3 separate regions of the Mus musculus genome follow, and all the other regions are linked to region 2. The links are chromatin loops, found by intact Hi-C in ENCODE. Cell type or tissue: left cerebral cortex. All regions are shown on one strand. Each heading gives the region's core, and the rest is flanking DNA. Links, peaks and the distances in the headings are about the cores only. Region 1 overlaps Slco3a1 (solute carrier organic anion transporter family, member 3a1). Region 2 overlaps Slco3a1 (solute carrier organic anion transporter family, member 3a1). Region 3 has its middle 22 kb from the start of 0610006L08Rik.

Evidence for each region. Hi-C counts contacts between places; a loop is a spot of excess contacts. Peaks named below come from ENCODE experiments on the same cell type or tissue, not always from the same donor. Only the 100,000 strongest peaks of a DNase experiment are listed, where the experiment ranks them.
Region 1: a loop joins it to region 2, with 2.4 times the contacts of the local background. A loop is called at or near these places in 4 of 42 quality-filtered maps.
Region 3: it touches region 2 in a loop (4-fold over the local background); 8 of 42 quality-filtered maps call a loop at or near these places.

The regions. Positions count from the first base shown.
Region 1 is chr7:74,453,369-74,463,597 of GRCm38, forward strand. All of the region lies in intron 2 of Slco3a1 (solute carrier organic anion transporter family, member 3a1), which reads right to left. Among named protein-coding and RNA genes, the nearest start is that of Slco3a1, 96 kb to the right of the region's middle. In left cerebral cortex, for the core only: no CTCF peak of the experiment used is centred there; DNase peaks (open chromatin) are centred at 4,464, 5,271 and 5,355; H3K27ac peaks cover 1,622 bases.
Region 2 is chr7:74,373,531-74,383,759 of GRCm38, forward strand. The region is part of intron 2 of Slco3a1 (solute carrier organic anion transporter family, member 3a1); the gene reads right to left. Among named protein-coding and RNA genes, the nearest start is that of Slco3a1, 180 kb to the right of the region's middle. In left cerebral cortex, for the core only: CTCF peaks have their summits at 5,530 and 7,674; DNase peaks (open chromatin) are centred at 3,301, 4,271, 7,750, 8,578 and 1 more place; H3K27ac peaks cover 306 bases.
Region 3 is chr7:74,870,726-74,880,954 of GRCm38, forward strand. No RefSeq gene overlaps it. Among named protein-coding and RNA genes, the nearest start is that of 0610006L08Rik, 22 kb to the left of the region's middle. In left cerebral cortex, for the core only: no CTCF peak of the experiment used is centred there; DNase peaks (open chromatin) are centred at 5,037, 6,146 and 6,925.

The DNA.
Region 1 (10,229 bases), core at 1,459-9,458, 80 kb after region 2:
TGAAGGTTAGATTCCAAACATGAACACATTCTTAACTCTTTTATCTTGGTTGATTTTGATCCCCCTCCCCACTCTTTTTGTAAATAGTGTCCAACACTGTAGCCCAGAGTGAGTCGAACCTCTCTGCATAGTTCAGGCAGGTCTCAACCTCTTTTTTTTAATATTTTTATTATGTATTTTCCTCATTTACATTTCAAATGCTAGCCCAAAAGTCCCCCATACCTTCCCCCCATCCCCCTACCCACCTGCTCCCACTTTTTGGCCCTGGCGATCCCCTGTACTGGGGCATATAAAGTTTGCAAGTCCAATGGGCCTCTCTTTCCAGTGATGACCAACTAGGCCATCTTTTGATACATATGCAGCTAGAGTAAAGAGCTCTGGGATACTGGTTAGTTCATAATGTTGTTCCACCTATAGGGTTGCAGATCCCTTTAGCTCCTTGGGTACTTTCTCTAGCTCCTCCATTGCGGGCTCTGTGATCCATCCAATAGCTGACTGTGAGCATCCACTTCTGTGTTTGCTAGGCCCCGGCATAGTCTCACAAGAGACAGCTCTATCTGGGTCCTTTCAGCAAAATCTTGCTAGTGTATGCAATGGTGTCAGCGTTTGGAAGCTGATTATGGGATGGATCCCCGGATATCGCAGTCTCTAGATGGTCCATCCTTTCGTCACAGCTCCAAACTTTGTCTCTGTACCTCCTTCCATGGGTGTTTTGTTCCCAGTTCTAAGAAGGGGCAAAATGTCCACACTTTGGTCTTTGTTCTTCTTGAGTTTCATGCATTTAGCAGATGGAACAGAATTGAAGACCCAGAGATGAATCCACACACCTATGGTCACTTGATGTTTGACAAGGGAACTAAAACCATCCAGTGGAATTCCTAGGTCTTGACCTCTTAATTCTCCTGCCTTTGCTGGGTTATAGCCATGAGCCACCACACCGGGCTCTCATTTATAACTTCTAAGAGCTCCTTTTGTCCTATGAACCTCCAACCACCAGCACATTCAGTCAAAGACAAAAGTGGGTAATTATGCAAATCAACTCCAGTGGGAAATCTCTAAGGTGCACACAACTTTCTATAGAGGGAACACTAAAGAAAAGCACCTCTCACTGAAGGAGAAAAGGGGAGCACACTCATGCTCTGATCTCTAAATACATAACAGATGCTCAGTGGAAACTCACATCCAAGTCCTCGGCTCCTCTGTACAGTAGGAACTAGGGCTTAGACCACTGGATGCTTTGGCTATGTGAAACAGAAGCCTCTGTCTAAGAGACAGGTGCTAAGCGTCTACTGGCTTTTATTCCAAAAGGCCCCACACACATCCACAGGAAAATTTTCTTTTCTGTCTGTGCCTGACATCAACATTCAGCCCATATGCACTAAAGAATAAAAGACTTTTTAGTTCATGGAAGAAAGAACTAAATTACCGGAACTGTGAATATGAAAAATCCACCTTTATCAGCAGCAACCGAAGGCAGAGTTGGCAGAACTGTCTGCATATGCAGGTAAGGAAATCTCCCTAGAAACTGATGTATAGGTTAAGTTTTGACTGATGTTTGGTTCACCAATGTCTGAATCAATATGGAGGGCTTGCTGAATGCTACTCTGTGCCTTGCCTCTCAGGTTTAGGGACGCAATAGTGACCAAGATAAAGGCTACATTCTGTGTCTCTTAAGAGTCCACTGAGATCAGCATTGACCTATGTCATTATAACAATAAATAATACTTAATTGCAGTTGACCTATACACTCTCTCTGTTGTTTATTGCAGTGCCAGAATTCCATGTTATTTACTAAAGTACAGCCTTGACATTTATTTCCTTTCCTAATAACTCCAAATTTACTGAGCAAACTAGCATTTTCTTGAGCTAGCAGGAGATACCACTTGTAAGTTACTACACCAAAGATAAACTGTGATCTATTTAAATAACTTCTTTGCTCCTCTCAATGGACTACTGGACATGGCCCGAGGTCATCAATTTGAGTTAAAACCATGCAGGTGGACCTTGTTGCTTGTCTACTGCAAGGTGACAACAAGGAATTGTTTAATTGACCGTACACTACAGACGGTATCATAAAATCCATCCATTCTTCTATCATCAATCCTCCCCCATCTTTCTGTCCATCCATCCATCCACCCATCCACCCACCCATCCATCTACCCATCCATTTTTCATGAGGCCCTTTACCCATTTTTCTTTCTTTACATGTGCTTGTGGTGTGGTATGCATACATGTATGGATTATGTTCACATGTGCATGACTACATGTGCTTAAGTGCATGTGCACACTCATATGTGTGCATGCAAGTGGAAGCCCATGACTGACACTGGGGCCCTTCCTTGATTGCCCTTCCAACTTACGAACAAGATAGATAGGGTCTCTTAATCCAGCCTAGCCAATCAATCTATTGATCGATCTTAATCAATTCTACACTTAGGGCCAATCTCACTTGCTCTGGGGATCTGTGTCTCTGCCTTTTGAGGCTGGAATTACATAGCAGGATCTTACACTCACACAGCAAGCACTGATGAGAGTTCTGGGGATAAAACTCTATCCTCTTTCTTGCACAACACATGGTGGTTTAACCACTGAGCCATAATTCTTTTTTTAAACTATTATAAAATGTGCATAAAATTTGTCTCATGACTTTTTTATTCCTATGATGAGCAAGTATTATGATTAAGAACGCCATGATAAGAATGTCCTGAATCTATTAAACAGTCACTCCCATACCCCCTCTTCCTAGGTCCTAGCAACCTTAGTATTCAGCATTCTGTGAATATGAAGTTTCTTATGCTGGCCATTTCCTATGACTAGCATCGTGCGGCATGTGGCCTCTTCAGGTTTCAGTCTCTTGGTTATAATGTCTTTAAGGTTTATCCATGTTGTAGCAAGTATCAGAATTGTTGCCTTTTGTATGGCTTATACCATGCCATTGTGTGGTTATAACATCTTGTGTTTATCCTCTCATCCAGTGATGGGCCTTTGGGTTCTTTCTACCCTTTGACTGATATGAAAGAGGGCTTCTATGCACGCTCATGTTAAGGCTTGGCTTAAACACCTATTTTCAGTCCTCTGAAGTAAATATCAGTTCATCGATCCTGGCTTGGGTGAATCTAAACTCAGGCTTTTAAAGATCTACTGTTGAAATCCACTTTTAACCCCATTATTTCCTTACAGTCAGTTTAAAATTTCTATGGTATGTCAGACATACTGCTTTGATGGGTAGAGGGAGAAAAGCCATCAAACATGGCATCTGTCCCCAAGTCTTGAAGTTGTGTACATTAGAAACACTAGTAAAACACTAGTCAGGGTACCACTCCACTGATGGCTAGGTTGCAATGGGACACTTACTGGATGACAGGAGCTTCATATTTTTCTCCATTTAATCCTTATGACAAACCTTCAGGAAGGCATATCCAACATCAGTTTCAGCACCAGATTGTTAAGGACATGTATGGAAGAGGAAAATTTGATCTATGTTTGCAAGTGGGACCAGGGAAGAGTTTTCAGCAAAGGCTGGTCAAAGGCAGCAAATGACAGAGATGCCTAGAGCCGAGGCATAGTAGAAGCATTCCAAAGGAGAGGGGAGAGATGGGAGTGGAAAGGCAAGCCCTTGAGATGTGTCCAAGAAAGGAGGGCCCAGAGAATGTCTCAGAAGAAATGCTTAAACAATGACATAGAGAAGAGACAGGCCAGCAATGCCAAAGGCAGGGATGTCTAGGTACGTACTGACAAGCTGCTCTGCTATGGCTGAGGAGAGCAGCTACAGAAAACAGCAGCTGCCTACTGGGATGCTACACCAGTACACACATACTGAGGCAGGTTGTCAGGAGGACATTGCAAGTCACAGGAGCATAGAAACAGAGGGCCTTTCAATTAATCAAACTGCAAAAGTGAAGGGAGAGAGGGGGCAGAGGTAAGAGAGTTTCTGATTGGCCCATTCTACCGTGGCAGAGCAGGAGAAGAGCGTAGGATACTGGCAAATAGGAAGGAGCCTCTGCAAAGCCAGGTCTGAAGCAGGCAGAGCAGCAACTTCCTTCAAAGATGGACAAACAACAAATGGTGGGCACACACACCTGGATATGCTTGGGGTCAGAGCAGTGGGCCAAGGGACAAGTCAACTCCCCTCAGGGAAGCCTAGGCTAGGCTGGCCTGAGGCCACTGCTTCGTCTAAGCCAAGAGACAACAGTTGCATAATTAAAGGAAGGAATGAGCCAGGGCAAACATGTTTTCTCCAGGGGAAACTGATTACTGAGATATGAAGAAACATCAAAACCTCAGACTCTAAACCCAGAAAATGTACCCGTCAAATGTGTTAACTGGGACACTATTCAAAGCCATATGCCCACTCTCTAAATCAAGAAGCCTACCATGGGCAAATCCCAGTATGCTAGAAGATGCAGAAGGAGATGCCATTATTGGAGTTAAGAATTGAACAAAGGGCTGGTGAGATGACTCAGTGAGTGCAGGGACTCGCTGCCAAGTTTGACAGCTTGAGTTCAATTCTGAGACCTACAGCGTAGAAGGATAGGACTGACTCATGAGGGTTGTCCTCTAACTTCCACACTTACATCGTGGTACACATATATGTAAATATGCTTGTGCGTGCACATACGCAAGCACTTACACACTCATACACACGCACACTAAATAAATGTAATAAAGAATCTAAACACAAATGGCCGTGTTGATTGCAGTTTAAAAATCAATAGAGAAATGAAAAAGCTAGGAAGAAATACTCATGGAAAAATGATTATGTAATAAATTACTCAGCCTGTGCAGAAGCACAGACTCTACACCTTCAGAACATAATAACCGGAAATTGGTAGGAATGAAAGGGTGAGTGTAATGCATTGATTTTACACTCCTGTCTTTTCGGGAATGCCCAGGCTTAGAGGTATGGGGTGCAAGCTGATGTTGAGGGAGAAAAAGCAAGCAATGGGTGAAGGAATGGGAAGCCATGTGGCTCCTTTGAGATGCAGCCACAGATGCTGAGAAGAGTGCTGGATCTCAGAAGCCTACAAACACATCCTCAAGGTTCCCAGAAAGGGTCCTTGTTGCTACTAAGACTTATGAAATGGAAGCTGATGGCCACCGAACTCCTAGGCTGGGTCCAGCCCTTGAGAAGTCCCAAGCGCTTTAATGAACAGCAGGCACACCCAAGTTTGTGTGGCGACAGCTGGCTCACTGTGAGGCTAATCCTGAAATAGCATCCCTTTCTCCTCTCTCTGTTTACCACAACTTCCTGTGTCCTCTGCCCTTCTGTTCAGGGAGCCAAGAGCAGAGGATACTGCATGTGTAAGGCAGAACTGGCTTTTGATAGAGTGGTGGTGTAGAAAATGGGCTATGGACCATGCTTGCAAAGGCATTGGAGCACAAATTTAAAAGCATGCACACCTGCCAGTCAACTGCAGCCTAGCTGGCTGCCAGTTCATAATCTCGACTCCAGACCAGGGCCCTCTCTCCTACGTTCTTTTCCACTGACTTCCTTAAATGGGAACGGAAGCCAGCCCCAGCTAAGACTGTATCTACTGCGGTCCAGGTTCCTTTCCAGGCACTGTTTGCATGAGATCATTTAATCTGATAAATCATCTAGGATGCAGAAAGACTTACTCCCTTCTCAAATGTAACAGCGCAAAACAGAAACGAAGGGAATTGTCTGAGATTGCACAACAAGGAGAGAGAGAAGCAAGGGCAGAAATTCAGGCTCCAAGCTGAGAGCCAGAACCAGGGCCAGGATCAGGGAAGCCTGCAGAAGCCCCACACTCACACTGAACCATGAGAGCTATCTCTTGACTTGAGTCTTCAAAAGCTCTGGGCTCCCAGCCTGACCTCTCAGGCTCAGGGATGCTGACACTCGTTGCTACCTATCTATGCCTGCTATCCTGTGAGGACTTAACTCCTAGACAGAACGCATCTGGTTTCATAGAGAAAGTTTACAATAAAAAGTCAGCCTGGAGCTCGGAGTGATGACAGGCCAGAGGAAACACCTTTGCTGATGTTTCTAGACATACTGTGGAATTTTCCAGCACAGGAAATGTACCCGGAACCCACAGTAAAAACAGTTATTCATGGCTGTCATAACATTCCCTTGTCCGTTGGCTTGTCTACAGGCACCCTGGGCTGTGACCCCAGATGGCTAGCAGACAGACCTTTCTAGAAGCTGCTTCCATCTTAACCAGGGAGTCTCAATTCTAGCGTTACCTAGGTCATGGGTCCTGTACACTGTAGGATGCTAAGTCACACTCCCCACCTTTAACCACCAGGTTCTGGTAGGAATGTTCCTACCTTCCAACCACACTGTAACAAGCAGCCCAATGGAAACTGGACGTCCCCACGTGCCCTCTGAGGTACTAAGTTTCTCCATTAGAAACACTGTCTCCAGCTCTGTGGCCAGCTCACAGCTTCCTCCTTCTCCTGGACAGCACCATTACTTTAGACCAACTCTCACATTTACCTGCCAATGTGGCACAGCAGCCTGTGTGAGAACACACTAAACATTGATGACCATGCTACATGGTTTCAACCAAGTGCTCTCAGATATGGAAAACTTGCTCCTTCGTTGGTTTGTGTAGTCAGCACTCATCCTGTGAGGAAGTTAAGGTAAATATGGCTCTGTAAAGTCATCACAGAAACTGGCTTGGCAAATCCTGGATCACTGTTCCTTGGGGAATTGCCAGCCACATTCCTGTAAGCTTTGGTCATGAGTGTCTTATGACATCAATCCTTAAAATATAAATAAATATAAAAAGTTGGCCTCTTGACTGACAATGCTAGTCATTAGCATTGAGATGCAGGCCAACAGAGCTATCCCGCACGTCTGGCATGTATACTTTTCCCATACATCGCATATTACTTTGTACCTGGAAATGACACATGGGCATTTTAGCACAATGCTTGAGGGCCATGTTAAATAGCAAAAATCACTCACAAATGTGGGGCAAATGAGACATTAGATAGACCACAGAAACGACATGTGTTTATAACATGCTGCAGCGAGAAGGCAGAATGTTGCCTTATTTGACCTCAGCTGACAACATGAGCAAGAGGAAAGTAGAAAAAAATTCCACCATTCCATCCATCTGTATTATAGCTGTTGGACAAATTTGTAGGTATGGACTCTATGGATAATAGGATAGACTATATGTGCCTATGCGTATACCTATGTAAGGATTCTGTCTGCTCCTCTTCCTTCCTCCACCCTCTTCCTTCTCTCTCTCCTATCTCCTTTCTCTCTCTCTCTCTCTCTCTCTCTCTCTCTCTCTCTCTCTCTCTCTCTCACACACACACACACACACACACACACACACACACACACACCCTGAGGGTTAGGTATAAACTTCTGGGGAGGTGACATCCCTTCTCGGAGGTGGGGTGACAGGTGCATGTGGCACTGATGCAGAGCCCTAAGCAGCAATGAAGGATGAGGATGCTACTAGCCTAATTGGCACTTGACATGAGCTTTGCATATACATGGAGTAGAGCAGAGAAGGCCTAGAAGTTGGGAATCTGGGGCTGACTCTACATGGAGCACCAGGGATTTGCCAGATCCTCTGGGAGGAAGAAGGAGAAAGATGATTCTATGTGCAAGACATACTATGTATCAAGCACACAGGCCCGGGTAATCAAGGTTGCCCTATGGGTGCCCACAATTAATTTGGTGCCTCTGGACAGGACACAGAAAAAAAATTAAAACTTAATGGTTTTGGTAGTGTGTGCACATGTATGAGCTTATGCTGAGCTTACTTGTCTGCTCTGTACTGTGTGCCCTTGTGGAGAATTGACTGGCACCACTGGGACAGAAAGCTGAGGGCTCCTCATCTCCACTCATCTTCACCTCCAGCTTCTCCACACTTCCTGTCAGCAGTCAAAATTTCCTCTGCAGTATCCAGATTTGGTGTGATTATTCATTATGGTGGTTTGCAGAGCCCTTTTACTCTTACCTAGAGAGCAAGCATGATCAGACAGAGTGTTCTGGTCACAACCTCTCTGGACCAAGTAGAAAACAGGGGGCGGGGGAATCCTAATAGACTACACTAAGACTCCCAGTCTCTGTAACCATCCAAGCACAGCATAACAGAGCCTACCCAAGACAAAGTTTGCAGAAATAGAAAGTACCAAGCTAAGAGGCCAGACAAACTCCACCCTGCCTTGCTGCTTTCTCCATGCAGAACAGGTTTCCTAGGCTCTGATGCTGTGCTCAAAGCCAGGCACACTGTCTCCTCTGTTGGACCCCTGGGGTTACTTCCTCTAAGAAATGAGTCCTGCATTGCACTTTATGGGCTGGCAGTGAGTGCTGGCCTGGATACTTCATACAGTGATTAAACAGGACTGACTGGAGAAAATGCTTAAAGCATCTGTCCAGGTAAGCCAATGGGGAGGGAAAGAAGATGCAGGTATTCCAAACCACTTTGCAACTGTGAGAGAAGAGTGGGGGAGCTCCCCTTCCCATAACCCTGCCTGTGACTGTGCTCATGAGAACTGGCCTTGATCCTTATAAGCAAAGAAGCAGGGAGAATATAGATCTGAGATCTGAGAGAGTGCTAGAGAAAGGGACCAAAGTCTTCATCCCTACCACCATGCCCTAGTCTCCCCGCCCGCCACTGTAGTCAGCAGCACAGCCCTAAACTTGCTTTTGAATATCTGATAAGTAAAAGAATGTCTGACGACGTGATACATGATAGCCACCAGGATCTAGGAAAATAAAACAGAACCTGGACCAAATAATCGATCCATTTCTAAAGTGGGTTCAGATCATTTCCTGCGGGATTATCTATAATAAATGTGATTCATTCATAAAGCTGCAGTGGGTGTGGCTGTCTGTATATTCAGGTATGACATGCATGCACAGACCCTGACATATATGGAGGCCAGAGAATAACCTAGGCATTGTGCCCCAGAGGCCACTTTTTTTTCAGTGAGACAAGATCTCCCATTGCCCTGGTGCTCAGGAGGTAGCTACGCTAGCTGGGCACAGGGCTTTGCCAGACTCTGCCTCCCTGGGGTTACAAGGGTCTGCCCCCCCCATCAACATTTTAAATTTGGATTCTAGAGATCAAACTCAAGTCCTTGTGCCTGCAAGACAAGTACTTTATATACTGAGCTATCTCTCCAGCCTTTGTGTAGATTATCATTGTATGTCAAATGCTATCTGTCTGCAAAATGAGGCAATGCTCCTAGGTCATATCCCCAAATCATCATCTGCGGACTTGGAAAAGAGGCAGGGAAGGAAATGACATATGTCATCCAAACAAAAGGCAATGCTGGAGTGGATATTCTCTCTCAAATCATCCACGCAGCAGGGGGCTGGCTTTACCCTCCAGATTAACCTAAGGCACAGTTCATTTCTCTGAAGAGCAATTAGCCCGCAACTGCGGTCTCTGCTTCCTTATTCTGCTGCAATATGCTCAAATTGCTGAAAATGTTTTTGTTGCTTGAAATTTTGACTAGATTTAAAATAAATATCTGAGCAAGAATTCCTGAGCCTTGTTTGGACACAAACTCCTACCATCTACTGATTTTATAGATACTGATTTTTTTCCTTTCCTTTCCTTTCCTTTCCTTTCCTTTCCTTTCCTTTCCTTTCCTTTCCTTTCCTCTCCTCTCCTCTCCTCTCCTCTCCTCTCCCCTCCCCTCCCCTCCCCTCCCCTCCCCTCCCCTCCCCTCCCCTCCCCTCCTCTCCTCTCCTCTCCTCTCCTCTCCTTTTCTTTTCTTTTCTTTACAAGACAGGGTTTCTCTGTGTAGCCCTGGCTGTCCTGGAACTCACTCTTTAGATCAGGCTGGCTCCAAACACAGAAATCTGGCTGTCTCTGCCTCCTAAGTGCTAGGATCAAAGGTGTGCACTACCATTAAAGTGTGTGTGTGTGTGTGTGTGTGTGTGTGTGTATTTGTGCACATGTAAGCGCAGGTGCCTGCAGTGTCCAGAAAGGCATAGGATCCTCTGGAACTGGACTTATAGATAGTTGTGAGCCACTTAAATGGCAAGCATTCACTCCAGCCCCACAAAATACCAGCCCTACAGATAAAGGTACTTAGAAATCAGAGTTCACTACTTCTAGAAAATTTACAGAGACAGTTTTTATATGCTTTATAAAGTTATTTAAAGTCTGTGTTCACAGCTGGGTGGTGGTGGTGCACACCTTTAATCCCAGTACTTGGGAGGCAGAAGCAGGTGGATTTCTGAGTTCGAGGCCACCCTGGTCTACAGAGTGAGTTCCAGGACAGCC
Region 2 (10,229 bases), core at 1,426-9,425:
GAAGAAGAATGGCTAGAAAGCTTTGGTGTTCAACAGGTTGCCTACAATGAAATTCTTAAAGTCTAGAGCAATGGCTCTCAGCCAGGGGTGACTTGGTTCCCAGACATTCAGTTAAACCTGGAACAAAGAGCCTTGATTATGTTCTAGGTTTGTTGATCTTATTTCAACCTCTCTCACACACATAGAGTGGCACAGACAACATTTTATTTTTCTTAGACATAAATGCCATACTGTCGTACCCAAGCTCACCACTCTCACTTGCCCTGGCCCATTTCCTAGCCTAGGACTTCAATTCGAAGCCTCCCAAACCTCCCCTTCAAAGCTTGAGTTTCATACAGGAATCCTTGAAGCTGAGGCTCCCAAGCAGGGGGTGGGGAGAAGGAGTTGAATGAATGGATACAGCTGAAGGAGCTGATATCTTTTCATGTATAATCATGTTAGGAATCTGAAGGTCAGATTATCATGGGTTAACCCATTCAGCCCTAGGATCCAAGAATCCTTCATATAGAATCAAAGAAGAGACAGAAGGAGAAAAAGAGACATTCTGGAAGCATCCACAAATCAAGAATGCCTGAACTTATCTAAATCCAATGTGTATAGAAAGTTCTCCCTTGGAGGGAATGGGTCCTGTTGCCATGACTTTAGGTTTCTTCTGGTCTTTAGACACATGAGATAATGAATTTCTATTGCTCCAAGTTACTATGGTAACTTGTGACACGCTCAATCTATACTGCATCATCTATATCTGTATCTATCTATATTTCTATATCCACATATCTTTTTACGTATCAATATTTATCATCTATCTATCTATCTATCTATCTATCTATCTATCTATCTATCTATTGTCTGTCTGTCCGTCTGTCTATCCACCCTTTTGTAGTCCATCCACCCATCTCATCCACCCATCCAATGCTGAAATTTGGAGGCCATCATCCTCACTGGTTTCACTCTCAGGTCTTCCATTTACTTATATCCAGTACAGAGGCACAAAAAAGTTATTGTTAACCAAGCTGGAGTAAACAATGATAAATCACCTTCTAAGAATATAATTGAAAATCTAGTGAAGGAACAACAAAGACCAAGACAAAACAAACCATCCTTGTGTTGGATAACATCTACTATCAACCTGATAGAACCTAGAATCACCGTGGGCTCCTGCCTCTGGGCAAGTCTGTCTGTGGAGAAGTTTCCAGATTGAGTTAATTGAATTGACAAGATCCACCCTATGAGCAGCACTATCTCATTGGCTGGAGTCCTGGACCAGCTAAAAAGGAGGAAATGAGCTGAGGACCAGCGGCCATGGTGTTCTGCTTCTGGTCTGTGAGCACTGTGTAGCAAGTTGCCCCATGTTCCCACTATCATGCCTTCCCTGCAGTGATGAACTGGACCTTCTAACTACGAGCAGCAGGAACCCCTTCTTCCTTAAGCTGCTTTGGTTAGGGCATTTTGTCATAGCATCAAGACAAGCTACTGACTAACACCTAATAGAGGTGGCTATACTATTTAGGATTGGTGTTCCTCGTTTCTCTCAAAACACTTTTATTTTGCACTATTCTAAAACCTTTTGAAGCTTACCAGTGAACTGAAAAGCTATCAGAATTCAGGAAGAAAACTGAGGAGTACTTGCCCTGCCCTCTGGCTCAGCCAATTTGTACAGGGGCGGGGGGGGGGTGCGGGGGGGGGGGGAAGAGCGGCTGTCGTAAGTAAGAGCTGGCTTGTGTCCCTAACTTACCCTGGCAGTTGAAAAAAAAAGAAAGAGCCTCCTGGTTCCCAAGCATGTTACTCAGTAGGAGGGGTCAAAGTGCATCACACTCAGTCCCCAAATCACACCCGAGATACATTCATATGCCAGGAAAGAGGCACCGGTACAGGCTCGGCTTCTGAAGCCAGATGGGAAAAGTGACAGATTCTCAGAACTCACAACTGAAACATTAGGGCCAAAACAGAACCCATAGGCAGCCAAGGAATAGTCACAGCGACCCTCAACGCCACCCTAGACACTTCCATCAGGATGGCTACTTGGAGCCGCCATTTAGCCTGTGTAACCTCACACCACGGGGCATTTTTCTGAGCTACAGAGATGTACAGCACTTTACTGCCACACTCTGCCTCTGACTTGTGTTTTGTTAAAGGCTAAAGGGGGTGTGTAAGTGCCTTTACTTCGCCAGTTCCAAAGTCCTCCGCCCTGTCCTCTGAATCCCTTCCAACTGAGAGGACTCTGTGTTCCCTCTTCTGTAGCCCAGAAGACTGGGAGATGCCCCAAGATCAGAGCTACTCCACCTATGTCTCACACCCCAGGGATGGGGCAAAGGGCCTGGGACAGACAAGAGCATTAGGGTTGGGCTGTTTTTCTCTCTTCCATCTCTATGAATACCAGGTCCTCCAGGTCCCGCTCAGTCTAACACACTGATTGCAATGGCCCCCTGCCTTAAGCTCATCTTTCACCTCAGTAGTCCCCCAGCTTGCTTGTTCCTTTCCACAGTTCTTAGCCAGTTCCCAGAAAATGGTTTAGAAGTGTTGGATGCCTAACTCCCAGATTTCTGTGTTGGCCCTCTCTGAGTAGGGAGGTGAGTTCTCAGAGAGCAGAGCTCCATGTGTGGGCAGACTGGGAGGGACCCTAACCCTAATCAGCACAGACTACATAGTGAATGTCTAGATACCCATCCCTATCCATAGCCAACATCAATGGGTGCTCACTGTCCTATCACTTTCCCCTGCTCCTCTTATCCTGTGGAATATTGGTGCCCATCCCAGACATCATTTCAGCTGTAAATACTGCAGGATGCCCTGTTTACAGGAAAGACACACTGATGCTCTCATGCCCTGACACCTAATGTTAATTCTGAATGGTTGCTTAGCTTTCATGGCCTTAACTTACTGTATCCCGAAACAGTGGTGGGAGTTACCACCAAAACTCCCTTTGCAGACCACTAAGCCAAGGAAAGCCAGTGGTGTGATAATTCTGGTTTTGTGAATCAAAGGCCATGTGATCTTTCCACTCTGCCTTCACCTCGCTGGGGGCAGAGGATGACACGCTTGGAGAGCAGCTGGCTCTGAATGAGCCTCATGCCCACACAGCACAATGTCTTGAGTCTTCACTGTACTCTGCCCTTCTTGAATCTGAGCAAGAATCCACCCTATTTGGCTGCTTTTAGCATTCTTTACTTTTCTTACTTTAACAGTATAAAGTTATAGCTCTAGTCACGTTAACGACTTCTGGCTTTATTTGCAGTCTTTGGGGAGAGAGGCAGGAAAAGACACGACAGATTTCTGTGTGGATTCTCCAGCACAGTCGCTCCGGGGAGGGCATTCCCCAATGATTCATAGTGACTCATTCATAACTTCCCCAGCAGATCTCAGCAGCGAAGGCAAACGCAAAGGAATTTTCATGGTTGAGGGATGCCTCTTCCCCTAGCCGGCTGGGCTCCTACCCTGGAGTCCCTTTAACCTGGAGCCTTTCATCTAGGTGTGGATGTTGATGGGGAAGCATCGGAACTGAGAACTGGGTCTTGCAGGATCACTAGACAGATCTGTATGCATGGGATAACACTGCTCTCACAAAACAAAATTGTGAGTGCCAATGACTTCTTCCTCAGATATTGCAGTACAGCATCGATCGAAGGACAGGGGAGATGACCCCTCACTGAGAACCACAGAGTCTCCGCCCTCTGTATGCACCAGTTCTCAAACTGTTATCACATTGCATCAAAAATACCTGCATGTACATCTGGGTTAGTTTCCTTAGGTCAGGACCTCTGAGCCCCAGCTATCAAAAGCTAAGTAATTCCTGGATTGGGTAGGATGCTGTCCTGGGTATTTCAGGTACTTAGGTGGACTCTCTTCCTGAAGCCCTGATAACCCAAACTGCCCAGAGGTTTCCCGTTATCCCTAGGCGGGTAGAAATGTCCCTGAGGGAAAACCCCTGATTCAGCGCATAGACTCGGTAATCTGTGACCTCTGCAATAACTGTGTTTCAATAATACCCAGTAGGATTGACTCTGAGTATAAGTCTTAAAGTAAGGGTTGGATTCCAAGGAACTGCCATGCGAAGCAGGTTGGAGATACAGTGCGATACAGATGGGACAGGTGAGGCTCAGAAGGTTCTGGGTCTTCTCAGCTACACAGTTAGGAGGGACGTGGCGAGTAAGTGTAGATACACTACGTCCAAACCCTAATGAGGGGAAGGCAGAGAATAGGGAACTCAAAGGAGGCTCTGGATCCTCCAGCTTTCTAGCTCCGACAGCCAAGGAACAGGGCAGATGATGCCACACAGACAGAACATTCTAAGCGCCTGCAGCTGTTAATTATAGAGGAGCGTGTTCTGAGACATGCTTCAGTCTGGATGGAGCCTCTGCGCTGACTGCAAACTGCCTGGAGCCTTGTGATCCGACCGAGCGTGGGGAGCGGCGGAGTCAACTCTTAAAAGCCTTCTCCAGTCCTTAAACTAGAGAATTAATGATAAGTGATCATAATTTGAACCACACGTACAACGTGGGGTGGCCAGACAAGGCTCAGAGCCCCAGTGCAATTGGTTTGTGAATGAGTTTAGTTCCAAGGCTTAAACACTATCTTAATTAGGTTTGGAGCTCACTTCCCTTTTTCTGAACAGGAAAACAGAATGGAGTAAGTAGCGCCGTAAGCAGTAAGTAGTAGATTCATATTTGAAGGTTGGGTGGGAGACGGATTGGGATTCCCATGGTTTGTGATAGGTACCCAGTTTGCTGAACAGCAAAGGTCTAATTCTAACTCCCTGAGGGCTTTGTTTTTTTTTTTCTTTCAGCATCATGCTACTGTAGCCGAAGACATCAGCTTCCCACATCTGTAACTCAAATACACTCACCCATCTGAGCGTGCACAGCAGTGTTGTTAGCAGGCAGCCTGGGGGTGGATAGTTAGGGCCAGAGTGTTACCATGCCATGACTGCTTCAGCTCTCCTGAAATCCCCGGGAGAAACCTTAACCCTCAAGATGAGGATGTTTAGAGACAACTAGATCGTATGGACAGAACCCTTAGAATGAAATTAGTCACCTTATATACGATACCTAGGAGGTTTTCCCACTTTGCCTGCCCTGTTAGGATACAGCAAGATGTTCATCTAGGAGCCAAAAAGTAGCCTCTTGTCTGGATACTTTACTAAGGCTTTGATCCTGGATATCCAGTCCCCGGAACTACAAAAATAAAATGACATATCTGTTTGGCAGTCTATGGTTTCTGTAATGAACATAAAAGTTCAGTGCAAGTATAGGTTACCAGTCCTTGAGTTGTTGGTCAGAGGTGTCCTGGAGACCCTCCAAATAGTACAGGCTATTGCCATTGTTCCCAATTCCTCACCAGAACTTGGTGGTAAGACCCTACTGCAGATGATACCATGCATATATGTCGCATCATAGAGAGACATTGAGATGGTACTGATCAGGAAGCATTTTCCTGGCTGGCTAGCTTTATATTACTGGCAAACCTTATGCAGGCTGTTACAGAGAAAGTCATCAGTATTATTACCCAGTGGTAAGGCCATGTGAACTGCAATATGACCACTAGGGAAAGACACTTCCAGGAATGCAATGGTGGAATGAATGATATGGTGGTAACCAATTGGCAATTGGATTCAGGACCTGTTCCACAGGTGCAAACACATGCCTGGTAATGTAAACCTGACCAAGAACCCATGGCTGGGAGTTTACAGGTCAAAGTGATGAAGCTACTACTGTTATTTTGCTAAATGGTCATAGCATCAAACAGCCTCTAAAACCCATAGATTACCGCAGCTCTCAGACCCCCATCAGAGAAATTTCTATGTGCAGTGTGTAGTGGCTATTGCAGAAACTCATAACTGGTCAAAGTGCAAAGAATAACTGCCAGTGTATTGCTCATCCATAAATAGAACATACATGTCACACCCTCCCTAAGGCTCAGGGACCATCACAAAAGGGGTAGAAAGAGTGAAAGTGTCAAAGTTCTGGGAAGGCTGGAGTGACCTTCTGGACATGACAGTGACCTTCCGGACATGACAGGCCTGTTGTGATCATGAGGTCACAGCAGCTATGTTTTCTAGCACAAGATCCTCACACGATCAAAGCAGTCATCATCCGGGTATGAAGTGGGAAGGGATTCATGAGCCACAGATCCTATGCAAGGAGTTATGGACGTTGATGGTTTCTGGGAGAAAGAAAATCCATTTCCCTTAAGGGTGTGGCTCATGATAGGTTGCTCATGCTCCAGTGGAGAGCTCTACATTCAGGAGTAGATGGCCAGCATACATGAGAATCCCTGGACTTTGGGACAGAGGGAGGAAGGATAAATCTGGGAGGAGTTAGGGAAGAAGTGTGTGTGGGTGAATATGACAAAATATAATATCGTCAAAGAATTAATAAAATGATGATAAAATAAAAATTAATATCTGTTGTTAGGAAACTGCTCACTCTCTGGTATTTTATGAAGGCAGGCTGGCTGGACAGGAAGCATTCCATTCTAGGGAGGGCTAGTGACTGCTGAGGAAGGCATTAATGCATTCTACACTGATGCTTATGATACTTGAAAGCCTGTCTATAAAGGTATAGTACGGTCTACTTGCAGTCAGGCAACTAATGAGCCTTATTTAATGATCCAGTTGATGACACCTGACATTCCATTAATGTCTTTACTCAGTAATGCTTTCTTTTGCTCCCCACCCCCGACATACACAGCAAGGAGACAGGAAAGTACTGTTCTTGGTTCTTCTCCACCACTACAAGGCCACGTCCTCTGCTTGGCTTGTTTGTGCTGTATGAACACAGCGATGGCTCTGTCATCAAGGATTCAAGAAAAACAGCCTGGAACTCACATGCCATGTTGAGGCTGTTGGGTTCAGAGAGGATCAAACTCCCTGGGCTCTGGGACTCATAGGAGAGACAGAGAAAGGAGCGGCTCTGTTGGCACTCACTTATAGCTGGAACTCCAATGCTCTCTCTCATCCTTATTTCAAACTCAGCAGTCGTGAGCTCACCAGGCCCAACAAGGCGATCATATAACTTTTTATCTACTTTAAAAGAGAAATAACAGGGGTGTTATAAGGGCTTTAATATTGATTTGTAGCAATGGCTGCACAACTCTGTGAATTACACATATAAAACAAGCAAATTTTATGGCATATAAATTGTATCTCAGTGACACTGTAACAGAAAAAGAAAAGGAACTATAAAGAGGTTTGGGCAAAAAGTACCTCCCTAAATTACTCTGGATGCAGGGCTGCATGGGAAAGGCCAGCTGTGCATTCATGTTACTTAGCCTTAGCCAAATCTCCTTTTATTACAGCAGAGACATTAGACTAGGAAAAGTACTTAGTCTTGATTCCTTTAAAAAACATCAATCACATTTATTTATTCGTTTCTGTGTGTGTGCATGTGTGCATACTACCATGTGCATGTAGAGAGCAGAAAACAAATTGTGACTCAGTTCTCTCCTTTTACCATGTCAGTTCTGGGGATCAGATTCAGGCTACCAGGCTTGGTGACAAGCACCTTTACTGTCTGAGCTATCTCAGTCCCCTGAGTTCTTTAGACTTTGGAGAAGGCTAGCTGGTGGGGAGTATGGAGGAAAATGTTAATAAATGCAGAGTAGAATCTATCACAAGTCTCTATTGTAGGGGGCCACCCATAGGAGGCTCTGTTAGGTAAGTGCCTATCACTAATGCGGCCTCAAGGTCAGCCTGCTGAAGTCATTAACTTGTCCCCAGTCACAAGTTAGCACAGAGTAAACATCCTGAAATGTCATTCACACCCTCTACAAAATGCAGCCAACTTTAGCATCTACGTCACATAGTTATATAAGAAAGTCCACAGAGAAAGAGAAAACTCAGAACAATGCTGGACTCTGTGGCATTCTAAACATTAATCATTCTACTAAAAGGATCAATTCATGTGAAGCCCCCACTGTGTACCAAGCTGTGGTTTTAATTGATTCTCCTCCATCACCATGATTCTTGTTTGGGACAGTTTTTAACTGCCCCCATTTTCTAGACAGAGAAAGAGAGGCTCTTAGGGGATAGAACAGTTTTCCAGGTCATCTAGCCAATGGGAGGTAGGGTTAGGCCTTGTAGCCTGGCTCATCTGACTTTGGGGCAATTGTTACTCCACCATTCTCTCTTCCATATGCCAAACACTCCACCTTTTTTTTTTTATCCAAGGCACAGGCTGAAATGACGTTTACTGGAGATCTACCAATACATGAAAGCTCCAGATGTTATCATGTGACACTGCTGTTCCCCAGACCTTTGTTGAGGTCACTCTCAATTGCTTGCCATCGGCACATCCCCAAATGAATCACACAACAGCATATTATCCAGGTCCAAAACAGTTAAATTCCCTTTCCCATGGAGCTTGAGACCACATGCAGAATTTGAGCTAGCTGTGCAGGGCTATTTTTAGCTACCCATGTTGGCCGTCCCTTTTGGATGACCTCATGGCACAGGCCAAGCTGGTACCTGGTCTAGAGTTTTCCCATCTCCAGCTCTCATACTCAGAAATGCGCAGATCCCAAAGAACTGGTCCAGCCCAGATCTACAGCTTCTGACTCACTGTGAAGGAGTACAGCAAGGAGGAGGCCAGAGGCATTGGTCCAGAAGGTATCCCCAAGGAAGCCCTGTTGTGGGAGAGGTTGGATAAAAGCCAGAATCTTGGGGACACACTGACTTCCAGAGAAGGTCTTGATAAGCCTGTAAAAGGACCACAGTTGTGGTGCTGGAGGCTATGCAGCAAGCCTTGGGCTGGGTTGGTAGCAGGAAACCAAGAGTGTCCTGGCACATCAGAGACTACCTTAGGCTTTGGTGCTGGATCACACCACCCAATTAATCCCCTTGGCCATATCTGCAAGTCCAGTATTAGAAATTCTCTCCTTGAGCCAGCTGGTCTCCCTCTGCCAGACCCTGCCTTTGCAAGCCACCTCCCTTCTCTCTTGTTCCCTGAGTCATTCTAGCCAGAACTCGTGTGTCCACATCACCCACCTTCTCAAAGCTCGGAGAGTCTTTAGGGCCTTGGGGATGACACACTTCCTCAAATGTCACCTCCTCCATAAAGATGCCCCTGTCCTTCCCACTGAGCTTTCAGAATTTTATTCCTTTCAGAAGAATAGATGTTCAACGCAAGTGTGCTGCTCTGAATTAACTTAAGGCATCTGCCTTCAATTAAAATATGCAAATTCTTTTGGAAAAGGAAATATCCTTAGTCACTGGCCCTTCTGTGACAGCATGCTCCTGTGTACTTTCCTGTGACAGTGGAAGGGGCGCCCTCCTGGATGTGTGTGGGGGGATGGAGAGAAAGACACAGGATGCTCTGCAAAGATCTGTCTTCCCTGACAGGGACTATCTGAGGATAAGTCTGTGGTGGGTTCTCCCTCCAGTTCAGAGTATTTCTATATCTTGATTTCTATAATGCCATAGTAAAAGTCATTAAATAAACAGTATGAGACCTAACCCAAAGGTCCCAGGTGGTTGAAAGGAGAGGAGAGGGGCTCACAGTCTCCTGGAGTCCCCTGGCACAGGAACCTACTCTTCTGGAAAACAATTGGCCCCAGAACCATGGGAAGGGCTGTTTGTCACCATGTGGTGGAGGCAGAAAGTGTCCTCTAGTTCATTTACAGGTAATTAACCCTTTTTACAGAGGATATAAGTTACCCAAACCTCCCAAGCTTGAAACTGGAAACTGGATCCAACACTTGGGCCAGGAACATGACTCTGACCAGAGCCTGTGAGGCAGATCACGGTTGGGCTGTCACAGGCTGCATGGCAGAGGGACTGGGCTCCTTTCCTGGTGCAGGATGTCAAAAATTTACCTCAGCCCCAGAATAATGCCAACACTCACAAAAAGATATGGAGGACTGACCTGGAGACTGTGCTAAGCTTGGGCTTGGGCTATACACAGTAGTGGCTGAAAGGAGGGCATGTCATCCCCCTGCGGTGTCCTAAGAGGCTGCTATTCCTGGAGCATGGAAAATATGTGTGGCATGCATGCATCTATGCATGCATGTGTGGGTGCCTGTGTGTGTGTACGTGTAGTCCTCTGGCCATAAAGAAATAGCAACCTAGCAATCCCTGGGGACTCCAGAAAGTTCCATAATCCCCAGTCCCTTCCCAGTGACCTATGAAGAATCTAACTTTTACCTAGCAGCTATTCACTGTTAAGGCTCCCATACCCCCTTTAAAACAATAAACAAAAGTCAATGTAACACAGGTTATATCCATCCCCATGTTCTAG
Region 3 (10,229 bases), core at 670-8,669, 500 kb after region 2:
CACAGAGGGAGAGAGAGAGAGAGAGAGAGAGAGAGAGAGAGAGAGAGAGAGAGAGAGAGAGCTATGTAGAAAGAAAACACCAATCTCCTAGTGCCCAGATTTGATTGAATGCCCAAATCAAAACCAGCATCAACTTTTAATTTGGTCCAACATCTTGGAAGTGGCTCTTCTGATCTCTGATTAGGCCACCATGTCCAGCTGAAAGTCACACAGGAAGTCACAGGAAGTTCATGCTGAGCTCCATTGACAGTGCTGATTATTTGTGAGAGAAGTTTGAAGTTTCAGGTTATTGCCTTAAATGTTTATGTTTTGAGGTTGTTTGTTTTGTTTCAATTACATGTTTACCTTTATAAGAGTTGTCTTGGTCATGGTGTCTTTTCACAGCAATAAAATGCAAACTAAGACAGTATATAATAACCCCACTTCCATGTCCTGTTATATGAACTAACCTCCTTCTCTGTTCAACTCTATACAATAAATATGCTGAACTCCCAGGATGTTGAGGTTTCTCCAGCAGGAAGCCCAGAGGACCTGATCCCAGCTCTCTTTGTTTCTGAATATGCCAGTCCTGTGTTTATTCTTTTGGTACTCTAGTACCAAAGACTATTCCTGAAGCTATGTATGAATGTAGTATAAAACCTTGTCTTAAAAACAAAACAAACAAACAAACAAAATACCTCATAGAATTTCAGAAACTTGTAGGATCATATCTCACATCTCAACATGAGCAAACAAAAGACTGCCTTGGGCTTTTCTGGCAAATCGTCTCACAAAGTCAAACCAGAACTCTTTTCTAAAATAATACCCCCTGCCCTAAAAACTCCCATTAAGCCCAACTTCTTAGAGGCTCTACATAATCTCCAAGCATCACCATTGTAGGTCCCAAGCCCCATGGGAGGCACAGCACAGCACTGACTTTGGGGCTGTCACACTGTCTTCCTGAATATCAACTACATAGAAGGCCAAGTGTCATTATGAGCACAGAATCAGATAATAGCACGACTGAAAATGCCATGCTGCTCAGATGAAAGAATAGATTTAATTAGAGAAAGCCATCCACATTTGCTAATAGGGCTGATGTGAGTCATGAGCCCACTCGGGGAAGGGCATCCAGCTCAGTGGAAATCTTCAGAGAGAAGCTTACCAAATGACTTGAGATCTTGAAGCTAATTGCATAGAGTACGTATGGGGTTGCTTGAGACGGACAGGTTTTCAGTGAGTGACCAACTAGGTGTGCTACCTCGGTGGTAGAATCTTAAGCTGATGAGATAATGAAAAACCTACACATGAGAAAGAAGTCCTTACAAGTGGGTTCAGAGAGACTCGTGGGGCAGCCATGTGAAAGGTCTTGGAAGGAGTTTTCATAGTAAACCAAAGACGAACACAGAAAAGCAAAGAGACCGTTGTGCTAGGAATAAGATCACTAAACTTTCATTTTCTGGTGCCCTACTATATTTTAAAAAAACAAAACAACACAAAAATCTTAAAAAGACTCAGGTTCACTCTGAATATTTCATAAGCTAGATGGAACTCTTACTGGGAGGAATAAAGGGTTAAGATGAGGCTACAGATCTGCCAGGAAACCTGTGCTTTAAAAGCCCTGACAAGTGAATGTCATTTCAGAGCAAAAGCGGCCACAGCAAACCCTTGATCATTAAAAGACAAATGCCTTCCACCTGTGCATATGCTCCAGCAGTCAGCCACCCATGTAAAGTTGCAAAGTGACCATGGCTTTGACAGAGAATCACTGAACCCAAATCTTCTCTGAAAACAGCTGCTTTCCCTAGAGCAGTGAATCCTCAACCTTCCAACTGCTGAGGCCCTCTAAGACAGTTTGGTGACCCCAAAACATAAGATTACTTCAGTGCTATTTCATAACTGTAGTTTCGCTACTGTTATGAATCATAATGTAAATGTCTGCGTTATCCAATGGTCTTAGATAATCCCTAGGAAAGGGTTGTTTGAACCCAAGGATCATGACCCACAGGCTGGGAACCACTTCCCTAAAACATCAAAGGCAAACTCAGAAGCTAGTGGTATAGATACATGTTCCGCCTCCCTGATGCTCTCCTGTGCATTTCATTAGGAGCACATGGTACTGAGCATCACCGTAAGTATCTTCAGCGGGGACCTGAGGTTCTACCATCACATGACATAAGTTCCATATCAAGTCAACAGCTGAATTAGAAACAAGTTTTCAGAACAGAATAGCTTATACCCCATGGAATATCGATAATAACTTTTTCAGGTTCTTATGGAAATCTGTAACATGCACAAAAGTAGAAGTTTTCAATGAGCTGGCTGTGCTCATTTTCTTGCAATGAGCCTCTCTTCTGGATTCACAAGTTCCTCTGAGTATTTCTGTTCAGCCCTCTCCAGGCTTGGATGTGTTTTTATCTCCAAAACTCTGCACCTTCCAACTACTCTTTTGAGACCTGTAGTGAGAGTTTGGATCTTCAGGCATAACCCTTATAGTCAGTAATAACATGCTCCCATGAATATCCGGGAGCATGGCTCTCTTGTTTCAGGCAAAGCAGTGGCCATGGATATAGTTTGGCTGATAGACTGCTTACTTTCAGAAGGCATGTAGTACTGAGATCTATTCTAGTGCCCTCAAATACACAAAGCAACCTCCAAAGAACAGATCTCCCCACCCCAGAGCTGCCCAGAAGACAGAAGTGGAAAGCCCAAAGGTGGCATGGTGTGGGAGGGAAGATATGTAATTAACTGGAAGCCATTGTCTTCCTAAAGGCTCCAGAGAACCAACTGTCAAAAGGCTGGAGTGGTCTCCTAGGTGCTTTATTACCCTCTGCTATGAAGGAGCAGAGCAGACCTCTAAGGCTCTGCTGGGAAGGAAAGTGACATTACCTGGGACTTGGTAACTGCAACAACACCCTTGTGGCTTGCCTGCAGACTCTGTTCTGCTCTTCTGCCACACTCCCACTCCAGTGTCCTGGGGAACTTCCTGGATACAGCGCTCATACACAAATCCTCCTCTTGAGGTTTCTCAGGGGCTGGACTGATAATACAGCTTATTGTCAGGAAAATTCAGAGCTCCATATTTCACCTATACAATTTTTCAATATGTAATATTAATGAAGATTTACATGTTTGTATTTCTATTATGCTAGTACTACACATACACATTAATTCTTATTCATTTGTACTATCTAATAGACTATCTGAAATATCACTTGGGTTTGTATTTTCATAAATTAATCAAGAAAGTTGACACATTACACATAATAGGTATCTTTCTGCCATAGTTGCAACAGGAATGTTCCCTTGAAAAGGCTCCTGTGCTAAAGAGTTGATCCCAGATGACAGCACTATTGGAAATCAGTGGCTCCATCAACAGATAAAGTTTAGTGGGGGATTTCTTTCTGATAACTTGGAGCATGCCCCTTGACTAGCGCTTGCATTCTCTCTCTCTCCCTCTCTCCCTCTCTCCCTCTCTCCCTCTCTCCCTCTCTCCCTCTCTCCCTTTTTGTTTCTCAGTCATTATGTGAACTGATTGTCACACCATGTTCTCCTGCCTACTATATTGTCTGTCATAGGCTCAAAGCCACGGGTTAATCAAGCATGGGCAGAGAAGTCTAAAACTGTCAGCCCAGGTCACTTTCTTTTCTTTATAAACTGATTATCTCGGGGCTTTGTTACAGTAAGAGAAATCGGATTATGAGCATTTCTTCTGAGAAGCTTCGTATTTTTAAAGACTATTTATTGAAGGCACCAGTGAATACTAGTATGTCTACCCTTTGCTGTTCTTGGAAACTGGCCATCCAAAGCCTGCAGATTCATTTTGTCTATATTATTAGTTTTCTTTCCAAGAGTTGGGAACCTTTACTACTTTATGTCTGCGTGAGGAGTCCACAGTGTCTGGATCACATTATTTCTCACAGGCCTATCCTTTATAAAACCCACTGTCACCCTGTCATCGATTGGCTTTAGTACCTGAGTGAGTGAGGAGTGTTAACTCTTACAGGCTATCAGTGGAACATTCAGAGTCCTTGCTTCCTTCTACATTTACTACTGAAATTCAACTCTGGAGCACTTTTACCAACTACTGAAGGATCCTAAAACATAATTTGTAAAAGGAGGCAGGATACTTAACCCTTTCATTCATTCAGTTGTAGAAAAATGATTTGGTGTCTTAATAATACCTGTGGGCAAATGACTAAAGGCAGTATGGTATAAATTCTTGGATCCCCTCATATTTCAACCCTACTTTTGGTTCGGGGGATATTTGGTATATTTTTAATACACAGATGTCATTATCTTTTTTGGTACTTAATTTGTGCCATCTTTGGGACCAAGACAGTTTTCAATAATAGTAAGTGTGTGTGTGTGTGTGTGTGTGTGTGTGTGTGTGTGTAGAACCTCAATTAACCAAACACTCATCCACCTCTTCACCTTCCCATGAGCTCTCTGTCCACACAGAGGGTTAGAATGAGTCTTTTGAATAGGTAGACTATATCAGTTCTTACAAAGACATTTGTAATCTTACTTAATAGTTTTTCTTTTCACTATCTCTTCAACCACAATGCAACTAAATCTATATTATAGAACTGACCTTATGTCTTCAGTATATAATCATGTCTCTCCCTAGGCCCATGGGAGAATGCATACCATCACTCCAGGTCCCTGGTACTTAACAGTAGTAGCCATTCATCACCTAATGACAGAATAAACTAACATATGCAGATCCGAAGTCAAACAGTCTCAAAATCAATTTTCCCTAAACTCTCCAAATCATGATCAAGTGAAGGATTAAAAAAGAAATCTTACAGAAACCGACAGCTAACCTTCTTAATTTGATAAATTTACTGTAATCGAAGACTTAACTTCAATTGACTCCATATCTTGTGTCTCATTTATGTAATAATTAAGTGCCTATATATCATTTCTGCTCAAGCATCCCTCTGGCACATCATTTATAAGAGTAAAGATGCAGATAGATTGTTCTGGCCTACAGAGAAAAGTCACTGGAGCATAGACGCATACACGTGTGAGGAGAATGTAAGAAACCAGGATGAGTCCATCAAAACAGACCATCTGCTTCTCAGACCAACAGAGAAAATCCAACACAGAAAACATTAAAATGAAGGAAGATGCATAGACAGAACAAATGACTATAAAGCTATGTTCACTAAGAAGTGAGAAGGCTCTCACTTGCCATATAGAAATTTTGCCAATTCTCCAAGAAAAAAAATCAGGTTGTAAAAAAAAAAAAAAAAAGTCACACCAACTACTTTCTTTGAGCCTCAGTCCTGTGACTTTGTGGCTAAGATTGAATCATTTTAAACGATAACAGTATAAAATTTGGAAGAGAGCAAATTTGGAAGGCACCAAATAAAGTGCATTATTCAACCTTCATCATACTTCTTAACATAGTTCAAGACCCGCTCATTGGACAAGTATAAGTGAAAGATTGCCATGTGGGTGGCTAGCTGTATTGTCCATGTTCCTCAAGTTTAAGGAAGAAGGCAATAGAAACAAATGAGCAATAAGAGCACTCTCACATCTCAGCTACCATAAGATGCCCTTAATACAAGGAACAATAGAATCTGGGCAAATGAGAATAGAGTTGACCCATTGTCAAAATGGGATGTTATTAGGTATTTAGCAATGTGCATGACTGAATCATCTGCAAGATTAGAGTTTTATAGTTATTGTTGCTATTTTATTTTATTTTTCAATCAGAGAGAGATTGTTGGGAAAATTGCAAGGATGAAGGAAAGGATGAAACATTTTTCAGGAAACAAATATTCAGAGGTATAGTGATTTGAATATTTTATGGGCAGAGAGCTTTCTCAAAAAGATAAATGATGGCTTACTTGCTCTGGCTAATATGGACATAGAATTAGAAATATCAAAACAACCTCACACCTCCATTTATCTTTTTAAATTGATACCTGATGGGCAACTCTACAAACTTACAGCTCCGTGTGAAGAAGACATATGGAAGGAAATCATTCTGTACATTCTAGTTTATTAAGAATCAACAAGAGGAATTCCACTGTCATAAAAGTACAAATGGTTCAGAGGAATCACCTCGCTGCACAGTGGTCTGGGGAACGATCTGAGTACAGTAATTCACTGCACAGATGCCAGAGGCAGACTGTGTGGGTTCAGTTCTGTCTGGTTGCTTTTTGCTGTATAAATAACCAAAGGAACAGGAGATGGGAAAATGAGCACCACCCCTTTCTGCTACCACCATGGGAGAGGAGCAAGCCTGCTCGACAGATGATTTTGCAGTATCAAGATACAATCAGGCCTCTGTTGATGTCTACAGATCTAACCAATATCTATGGACATAACTACTATTATGCTTCCTGGCATACTATCTTGATATATTTTAAAGTCATTTTCAAAACTGAGTTATAACTTTAGGTAAGCTTAGTAAAAATTTACAATGAAGTATAGAGCTTGAAAAAAAACCTTTTAAATATATTGGACCCTCTGGAAGCCACCAGAAAAATACTTTATGGTAGACTATTTCTTTTCTATTGAGAGATGCAGAATTCTTCACACCTTTTTCTCATTTTCTTGCCTCCCAAGTTCACCACTGTACTGACTTCTCTCAACACAGTTTGGGCAGCACTGGGTATTTTTAAATAGAATCAGACACCGAGATCTTGTGTCTCTGACTAATTTCACTTAGCATCACATCTAGAAGACATTTATGTGGTATTCTATCAGGGGCTGATTTTAATTGATGCACATAACTACATTGTATAGAAAAAGCACAGGTTGTTTCTGTGGTACAGAGTTGATGAATGCTTGTGTTGTTCCCAGCTTGGAATAATTATGAATAAAGCCAATCTAGCCACCCTTGAGCAGGTGGTAGTTGTGTTTGGGAACCCAAGTCTTCCTTTTTGCTGAGTAGGATTTCTGAGTCACAGGAAATGTCTAGCTTTAAAAGGCACAGAAAAACTGCATCGGTGAACCAGTGGCTTCACTTGCACACACGCTGGGAGGTGGGTGAAGGACTTCCCAGTTGTTTCCACCCTCACAAACACGATGCATCATCAGATTTTGGATGTCAGCCTTTCTGGTAGGTGTGTGATAACATTGCATTGTCATTGTAACTTAGATTTTTTTTTATATAATCTTTCAGTATTGAGGGTGGGGACTATGTGGATATTTTATTTTGTGAAATTAATTCAAGCCTTTTGCTCATTATTAAACTTAAAAAAAAATGATCTGGAGGAATCTAGAAGGTGATCCTGTGGGTAAATCGCTTGCTACACAAACATGAGGACCTAAGTTCAGATTCCTGGAACACACAAAAAAGTTAGCTATGTGCTTCTAGCTCCAATGCCATAGAGCAGAGACTGGCATGTCCCTAAGATCACTGACCAGCCAATCTAGCCAAATTGGTGAGCTTCAGGTTAGTAAGAGTGCCTACTGGGAAAAGTAAGGTGGAGAGACATACAGGAAAGCATGCAGCACTGCCTTCTAGCATCTACATGTGCACACATGAGTGCACGAACCCACACTTACATATACACACCACACATACAAGCACACAACCTTACACACATACCCACAAAACAACAATATGTATTTGCAATAGCTTTAAAAGGAAATTCCGGAATAGAGACCTTGTTTTATTTAAATATTGCTAAGCCCTATTCCAGGAATTACCATTTTCCTTCTCTAATAAGATCTTAGAATAGTTTTTAATGAGATCTAGTTTATAAAAAATTTATAATTTATATTTTTGTGTTCTTTAAAACAACATTTTCTATCTCAATGCCATGGAAATATTGGAGTTTTTTTTCCTACTTTTAAATTTCAGTTGCTTTAGATCACCATCTAAGCTCCCTTTCAATGAGAATTTTTTTTTATGAATAATGAAAGGTAGCATGAGGGAGAAAGATAGAGTTTGTTTGTTTGTTTGTTTGTTTCAAGACAGAATATTTCTGGTAACAGCCCTAGCTGTCCTGTAACTCATTTTTGTAGACCAGGCTGGCCTCGAAATCACAGAGATTCTCCTACTTCTGCCTCCCAATTTCTGAGATTAAAGGTGTGTGCCACCATGACCAGCAAAAGATAGAGAGGTTTTGAAAGTTCACTCTTGATGGTCAGCTAGTGGCTCAGAGGTCTTGCCAGGAAGTCTGATAACCTGGGTTTGACTCCCAAGAAATAGAGGAAGGCAAGAACTGAGTTTCCTCTGTCAGATATACACATATGCACTCCCAACAAATATATCACACATGTAGTAGTAGTACTAGTAATAATAATAATAATAATTAATAATAATAATGTCTCATCTTAAAGTTCACTTTAAACAGATTTTCAGGTCCCCACTAAATTTGGTATCTTAAACTACTTCATTCAAAAAGATGCTTTTAATTTTCACAATTTTATTCTTAATATAAGTAGATTCTGGATTTTATAAAGTACTGCCCTGTATCTATTGAGTAACTTCTCTGTATCTATATCATTTTTCTTTTATTCAGTTTTAGCAAATTATATCTTTGATTTTCAAATATTAAAAGTCTCACAAGAGAGAAGGACCAACCATTTTTCCCTGTTCTTGTACTCAATACTTCTGTGGTCACGTATGGAGGGCCTTTTCCCCAGATGAAGCGTTTCGTCATTTGCTCCAATTATGAAGTTTACTAAATCATCAAGCAATCCAAAAGCTAAGGACTAAGTCTCACCTATGCTGCCCCTGACTCTGATGACAGTTGCAGGCAGTAGGATTGCACGTTAGTAATAACTTCCCTCTGGCTTGGCTACAAATCAGAAGCATCCATGATGACTTTTGGATCTTTCAACATGCTTACTTTTGCAGGTTAATTACGAAAAAAAATTATTTTTAAAAGATGTATTCATTCTATGTGTATGTGTGTTTCTCCTGCATGTGTGTGTGCACACGTGCATGCACTTCATGCATATGTGCCTGTTGCCAGAGGAAGTCCAAACAGAACATCTGATCTTCTATAAACATCTCTATGATTTACTGTAGACAAGTCCTGAGTGTGGGAGCTTCTGCTTCTGTGGAGTTGAATACATCCATCCTGTCTGTGTTAACCAACCTGACAGCTTTTGAAACCTTGTAGCTCAGGGATGAGCCTTTATTGTGTATGAATATCCCATAACCCAGCACCCTACTCTTCTTACCTCCCAGTGGACAGTAAATCTGACAGGCCCAATCGAATGATGGCCTAGAGTTTCATTAACTACTACTGATCCAAGAATTGCCTTAATAAAACGAAAGAAATATTTTTTCCAAAAATTCCAAAGGCAGAAATAGTTCTGTGGCAGGATCTGGAGTCAAAAGACGAATATTTTATCCAAGTTTGTGTAGCATCTTTAAAATTCAAAAATTATGGGATGGAAGAGAGATCTATATTTTATTATCTATATTTCAGTATCCTATGGGCAAGGGCCTAGTGCTAGATTAATTTTACTATAAAGTATGGCCTCTTGGTTGGGCCTTCACACATTGCTCACTAATTAAAAAAATACCCCAAAGATTTGAGTATAGGCAATCTTTTATGGCCATTTTCTCAATTAAGATTTCTTATTCCAAATATATTTAGGTTTGTGTTAAATTGAAAGAGAGAGAGAGAGAGAGAGAGAGAGAGAGAGAGAGAGGTCAGTATACTAAGAAGGGATATAAAACAACCTTCTAAAAGTTGTTGGAGATGGGTCCTTAATTTATGTCATCCTCAGAGACTGAAGAAATCCACAGAGGTATGTCTGATCAGCCAATCAAAACAGGAGATCATAGATATCAAGCTGAAACAGCACTGAAAGCCCAGGGTGAACTGTAGAAGTAACTGTGCTTGCTAAAAGCTAAGATGTTCATATTGGCTTTCTGACAGTCTTGTGGAAAGAACCAAATGAATAATTCTGAAGTTAACCCCAGTGTGAAGAGAGCCACACAATTCATCCCGGGGAGAAGCACAGTTGGTTCAGTCATCAAGGACCTGACAGATGCAGAGTGAGGCTCTTATAAATACTTTTATTTGTCTAGATTACAAAGTGCAAAACACAGATGTCTTATGAAATAGGATAGTAGATTATAACGAGCTCACTCAGGTGCTAGAGCCAATCACAGCAACAGTTTCAGTCCCAGCTTCTGCCACCTTGTGTGCAGTATATAGCTGTCCTCTACTTGGGACAAAGGAAGTTTCTATTTATGTCAGGGATGATAATCACATTTATAGTATTGTTTCACAGCTGCATAAAAGTTAATTGCACTGTCTCAG